Regions from separate parts of the Homo sapiens genome. Here region 1 is linked to region 2. The links are chromatin loops, found by intact Hi-C in ENCODE. Cell type or tissue: CD4-positive, alpha-beta T cell. All regions are shown on one strand. Each heading gives the region's core, and the rest is flanking DNA. Links, peaks and the distances in the headings are about the cores only.

What was found. Peaks named below come from ENCODE experiments on the same cell type or tissue, not always from the same donor. Only the 100,000 strongest peaks of a DNase experiment are listed, where the experiment ranks them.
Region 1: it touches region 2 in a loop (2.4-fold over the local background); 11 of 110 quality-filtered maps call a loop at or near these places.

Annotation. Positions count from the first base shown.
Region 1 is chr19:55,630,870-55,633,769 of GRCh38, reverse strand. No RefSeq gene overlaps it. Among named protein-coding and RNA genes, the nearest start is that of ZNF784, 7.8 kb to the right of the region's middle. In CD4-positive, alpha-beta T cell, for the core only: CTCF peaks have their summits at 1,188 (motif pointing left), 1,402 and 1,925; DNase peaks (open chromatin) are centred at 1,189 and 1,949.
Region 2 is chr19:55,406,546-55,409,445 of GRCh38, reverse strand. UBE2S (ubiquitin conjugating enzyme E2 S) reads left to right here and starts at 1,658. Exons shown (of 4, transcript NM_014501.3): 1 at 1,658-1,859; 2 at 2,484-2,631. The coding sequence starts at 1,857. LOC105372462 (a long non-coding RNA gene) reads right to left here and starts at 1,301. Exons shown (of 3, transcript XR_936075.3): 1 at 1-1,301. RefSeq lists enhancers at 900-1,009, 1,031-1,325, 1,682-2,195 and silencers at 1,430-1,479, 1,490-1,549, 1,560-2,029. In CD4-positive, alpha-beta T cell, for the core only: no CTCF peak of the experiment used is centred there; DNase peaks (open chromatin) are centred at 549, 1,235 and 1,575; H3K4me3 peaks cover 2,100 bases; H3K27ac peaks cover 1,492 bases.

The sequences.
Region 1 (2,900 bases), core at 210-2,709, 220 kb before region 2:
AATTAGTCAGGCGTGGTGGCGCACACCTGTAATCCTAACTACTTGGGAGGCCCAGGCAGGAGAATCGCTTGAACCTGGGAGCTGGAGGTTCCAGTGAGCCAAGATGGCGCCACTGCATTCCAGTGTGGATGACAGAGTGACTCTGTCTCAAATAAAAATAATAATAAGAAGAAGAACATGTCCCTTGTAACTTTAGGTTTGCAATCTAAGTCTAGCTCCTAAAACTAAAGTCTGTTAGGTTTCCCACTGATAATGCTTATCTTCCCAGGTACAGAACAAAAACGATGAGCTCAATCATTCTTCCATCTGTCACCCTCTTCCCACCTGCCTTCCCTCCTTTAAGGAAATGTATAAATACTAAGCCTCCTGAAAACCTTTCCATAAGCCACAGAGGTTTTCTGTGACTCTTGCCTTTCCCAGGTCTGCCCTCAAGCTCTGGATATATAAGCTCTGGAGTGATTGAGGCTCTTGCCTCAGTAACTTATTTTGGTTAACAATGATGTCACTTCCCTCTGCAAGGCTATGTGATGGAGGGAAATGATATCCAGCTCTAAAGATAACCTAAAGAGGCCGGACGGGGTGGCTCACACCTGTAATCCCAGCACTTTGGGAAGCTGAGGCGGAGGATCATCTGAGGTCGGGAGTTCGAGACCAGCCTGACCAACATGGAGAAACCCCGTCTCTACTAAAAATACACAATTAGCCGGGCGTGGTGGCGTGTGACTGTAATCCCAGCTACTCAGGAGGCTGGGGCAGGAGAAGTACTTGAACCCAAGAAGCGAAGGTTGCAGTAAGCCGAGATGGCACCATTGCACTCCAGCCTGGGCAACAAGAGTGAAACCCTGTCTCAAAAAATAAATAAATAAAATCAAGTAGGTGGCCTCAGCCTTCTCAGCCGGCCAGGATATGCTGGGCCAACTCCTGGAAATGTTGGGAACAGTGGGCAGAGAGGCAGTGACCGTCCACCCAGCTGGTTAGCCAGTGTTGGCAGAGGCTGCTGGAGTACTTAAAAGACCTTTCCACTGGACCACACACATGTTCATATCATAGGGCCAGGAGGATGCTGAGTGTGAGACATGATGCTGTGTGAAGTAGAGCAGGCTCGTGAAGGTTTGTAGGAACTCAGGGCAAGGCTGGGAACTGGGCCCTCTTTCTTTGCCTCCTCCTGAGCTGTCTTCTTAAACCACAGTACTACGTGTGTAGGGCACCCCCTGGTGGTCAATAAGGTAATGACAGTTTGGACTTAAGGATACAAGTGAGGACAAAATAGGTGAGCAACTCATCCTGGTTTGGGAGAAGTCCTGGGACTATCCAGTTTTAAAACTGAGAGGAAAAAATAAAGAAGAACAAGGCAAGAAAATAGATGTCTTAGATTTGGCAAATCACCACCATCTGGCTGTTGACAAGGAGACAAGTTATTCCCATTTTATCGATGGGGCTGCTGAGACCAGAGAGTAAACTGCCCATTCACAAAGTCCAGCAGGTGCAGAGTTAAAATAGATTACCCGCCTCCTGAGCGAGACTAACGGGGGAAAGAAGACCAGCAGTTACCCTAGGTGGCAAGTAAATCTTTCTCACTTTTTTTTTTTTTTTTTTTTTTTTTTTTTGAGAAGGAGTTTCGTTCTCGTTGCCCAGGCTGGAGTGCAATGGCGAGATCTCAGCGCTGCTCACCGCGACCTCCGCCTCCCGCGCTCAAGCAATTCTCCTGCCTCAGCCTCCCGAGTAGCTGGGATTACAGGCATGTGCCACCACTCCGGGCTAATTTGTATTTTTAGTAAAGACGGGGTTTCTCCATGTTGATCAGGCTGGTCTGGAACTCCTGACCTCAGGTGATCCGCCCGCTTCGGCCTCCCATAGTGCTGGGATTACAGGCCTGAGCCACCGCACCTGGCGGATTGATCTTTATTGGACACCTGCTGCGACAGGGAACCCTCCTAGGCCTCGTGGGGGCGACAAAGACCAAAATATCAAAATGTCTCACCCACCTTAGAACCTGGAAGAAGCAGGTAGGGACTACTGTGTTTCCTCTAGCCTGCAGAAGCTCAAGTTCAAAGACTCGTTCAGCCTCACTAAGGAACCTTACGTAACTCACGACTAGAATTTGGAAGAAGGCCCTTTGGTTTCTCAAATTCAGCAGTAACATTTCACAGATAAGGAAACTGAGGACCAGAGAGGTTGAATGAAATTATGGCGATAGGCCTGGTGCGGTGGCTCACGCCTGTAATCCCAGCACATTGAGAGGCCGAGGTGGGTGGATCAGGAGGTCAGGAGTTTGAGCCCAGCCTGGCCAAGATGGTGAAACCCCGTCTCTACTAAAAATACAAAAATTAGCTGGGTGTGGTGGCAGACGCCTGTAATCCCAGCTACTCGGGAGGCTGAGGCAGGGAACTGCTTGAACCCAGGAGGTGGAGGTTGCAGTGAGCCAAGATCGCGCCACTGCACTCCAGCCTGGGTGACAGGGCAAGACTCCGTCTCAAAAAAAAAAAGAAAGAAATTATGGCGGCTAGACACGGTAGCTCACGTCTGTCATCCCAGCACTTTGGGAGGTCAAGTCGGGAGGATTGCTTGAGCCCAGGAGTTCAAGACCAGCTTGGGCAACATGGTGAAGCCCTGTCTCTACAAAAAAATACAAAACAGCCGGGCATGATGGCGTGAACACTTGTAGTCCAAGTTACTCAGGAAGCTGAGGTGGGAGGATCACTTGAGCCCAGGAGGTCGAGGCTGCAGTGAGCTATGATTGTGCCACTGCACTCCAGCCTGGATGACAAAGCAAGACCCCATCTCAAAAAAAAAAAAAAAAGAAAGAAAGAAAGAAACAAAGAAAGAAAGAAAAAGAGACCGGGCGTGGTGGCTCACGCCTGTAATCCCAGAACTTTGGGAGGCCGAGGCGGGCGGATCAC
Region 2 (2,900 bases), core at 188-2,687:
GAGACAGGGTCTTGCTCTGTTGCCCAGGCTGGGGTGCAGTGGCGAGATCTCAGTTCACTGCAACCTCCACATCCCGGCTTTAACCGATTCTCCCATCTCAGCCTCACGAGTAGCTGGGATTACAGGGCTGCATCAACACACCTGGCTAATTTTTGTATTTTTAGTACAGATGGGGTTTCACCATGTTGGCCAGGCTGGTCTCAAACTCCTGACCTCAGGTGATCTGCCAGCTTCAGCCTCCCAAAGTGCTGGGATTACAGGCGTGAGCTACCACGCCTGGCCTTGGCCATGTAGATTTCTTTCACACCTTCCTTATTCCTTCTTCAGAAGCTGAGGCCCCATGAGGGGAAGCTGGTAGCCAGGGGTCTTTTCAGGTACCTGTGGCCAAATTAGGCCCAGATGTTAATGCTCTCATCCATGGCTGAAAAAGGCCAAGAAACTAAGAAGAGCTGTGGACGCACAGACTGGCAGAGACACCGAGAGGGCACTGCGACCGCACTGCACAGATGAGCAAAGGAAGGCCAACTTCAGCATTCCCTCCTCCTCTCTAAGCCCCTCCAAAAGGCCTGCTCAGGGAGCTCTGGCCACCGTTCTCAAGCAATTGCCTGACGTTTTTACTGACACTGAGGGCTGGAGATGGTCCCTTTTCCAGGCAGCTATGTGTCCATTTCCTAGAGAGGGAAACTGAGTCCCAGAGAAGGCGGGTGTGGCTGGAGGCCATGGGTCAGTCATAGGCATAACCATGCCGTGAATAACCGTCTTGGCACTCTCTGACTTCTTTCCCTGGCAATACAACGGATCCCAGTGCCCATTTGTCACATAAGGAAACTGAGGCTGGCGTCTTCGATGAAGCCTGGCAGGAGTGGGGGTCACACACGGAGTGCAAGGCTGTCCAAGCCTTCAAGGTCATTCTGACTGATCTTTGAGCCTTAGCAATACAGGACGTGGGTCCAAGAGCATTTCCAGCACAAAATGGCGCCTCATAGAAAAATGTAGTCGGAGTTCCAGCGCCCACCTCCACCACGGCTCAAAGGAGGGGGCGCGGGCGGCAGCGCACACTTCATTTGCATATACAAAAATCAACGGATTTCGTTGGCTGGCAGCGGTTTGATCTGCACGAAACTGGGTCGCCCTCTGACCGGTCTCTATCAGTCATTGGCCCATGCGAGTCTCGTGACCCACCAGTCACTAAAGCGCATCCCTATTGGCCCGAGCGCCTTCCATCACGCGTTTAAAACCCCGAGTCCCGCCTCCCCTCGCCACGCTCCGGCCCCCAGGAAGACCGTTAGTCGCGTGCGCGACTTCCTCAGCGTCAGGGCGCGCCCGCGCGTATGCCGGGCCGTGGCGGCGTCTCATTCAAACGGTCCAATCAGCGGCCGCGTCGCCTTCCCCGTCCCCCTTCCTCTCTTCTTCCCCTTTTCAGCCCCTCCGTTCTTTGAGAACCCTCCCGACCCCCGCGGGCCCCCATTGGCCGGCCCGCTACCCAGCCCTCTCCGCCACTTCCCTCGCTTCTGACCATAGTTTGCGGGGAAGGGAGCGAGCGCGTCGAAAACCAAGGAACGTGCGCGCTGACGTCACGGTTGAGGCTCGGAGCTGAGGGGCCGCGGAGGGCGTGGCCTGCGGGCGGTTATAAAGAGGCAGTGGTGCGCGCGCGGCCGGCTCAGTGCTGCCGGGCACCGGGGCGGCGGGTTGGTCTACGCTGTGCGCGGCGGACGTCGGAGGCAGCGGGGAGCGGAGCGGGGCCGCCGGGGCCTCTCCAGGGCCGCAGCGGCAGCAGTTGGGCCCCCCGCCCCGGCCGGCGGACCGAAGAACGCAGGAAGGGGGCCGGGGGGACCCGCCCCCGGCCGGCCGCAGCCATGGTGAGCACGGGCGATGAGGCCCATGAAGGTGGTCGGGGGTGTCCCTGAGGGAGGAGGTGGAGTCTCAGGGGCCTCCGACGGGCGGCCTTGAGGGGTTTGAGGGCCAGCCTGGGGGTCCCTGACCCGGGATGGGCCCGAGGGCCTTCCCGCAGGCGGAGCAGGAGCTCGGGCGGCCCGCAGTCTCCCTGGCGGCGAGGGCTCCGGGCGCTTTGCGGCCCGCCCATGGGTGTTACCAGGAGCAAGGACGCCCCGCCGCCATCTCCAGACCTGAGCCGGGGTTTCAAGGATGCTCTAACCAAAAATTAGTGGAGAAGGGGGAGAGAGTAGATCTCTGGCCTACGTGGAACCACTGGGGACCAAGCAGGGTTAGGAGCGGGCTTTGGGGGGGGGGTTCTGGGGTGGGTGGAGTTATCTGCAAGCCCCCCCGTGAACCCGCCCCCATTTCTGTTGGAAACTCTGCCTGGGCTGATGGCCTGAAGCATCCTGGGTGAGGGTCTGGGAGTTCAAGGGTGATTGACAGCCTGGGGCCACTGAGTCAAGACTTGGGCAGTCTCAGCATCTTTAGGCCCTGCGGGAAGCCCAGCTCTTAACACTCGCTCACCCTGCTCTCCCATCCGTGCCCAGAACTCCAACGTGGAGAACCTACCCCCGCACATCATCCGCCTGGTGTACAAGGAGGTGACGACACTGACCGCAGACCCACCCGATGGCATCAAGGTCTTTCCCAACGAGGAGGACCTCACCGACCTCCAGGTCACCATCGAGGGCCCTGGTGAGTTTGGAAGGAAAAAGAGAAGGGGCTGCTGCTTAGATCCTCCATCACCCTGCTCTAGATCACCCTAGCGGGAAGTACCCATTACAGGCTGGCCTCGTGTCAGGTGTTGGGATGCATTGGTGGACAGGGCAGGACGCCACAAATGACAATTATGTACTCTTTTCCCACAAGGGTTGAGAAATATCTGGTCATTGAGTTAGTATATCATGGGACGGTACTCTAGATTTGAAGCAAGGCTTTCAGACATGGCTTCCCTGGACCTGAGG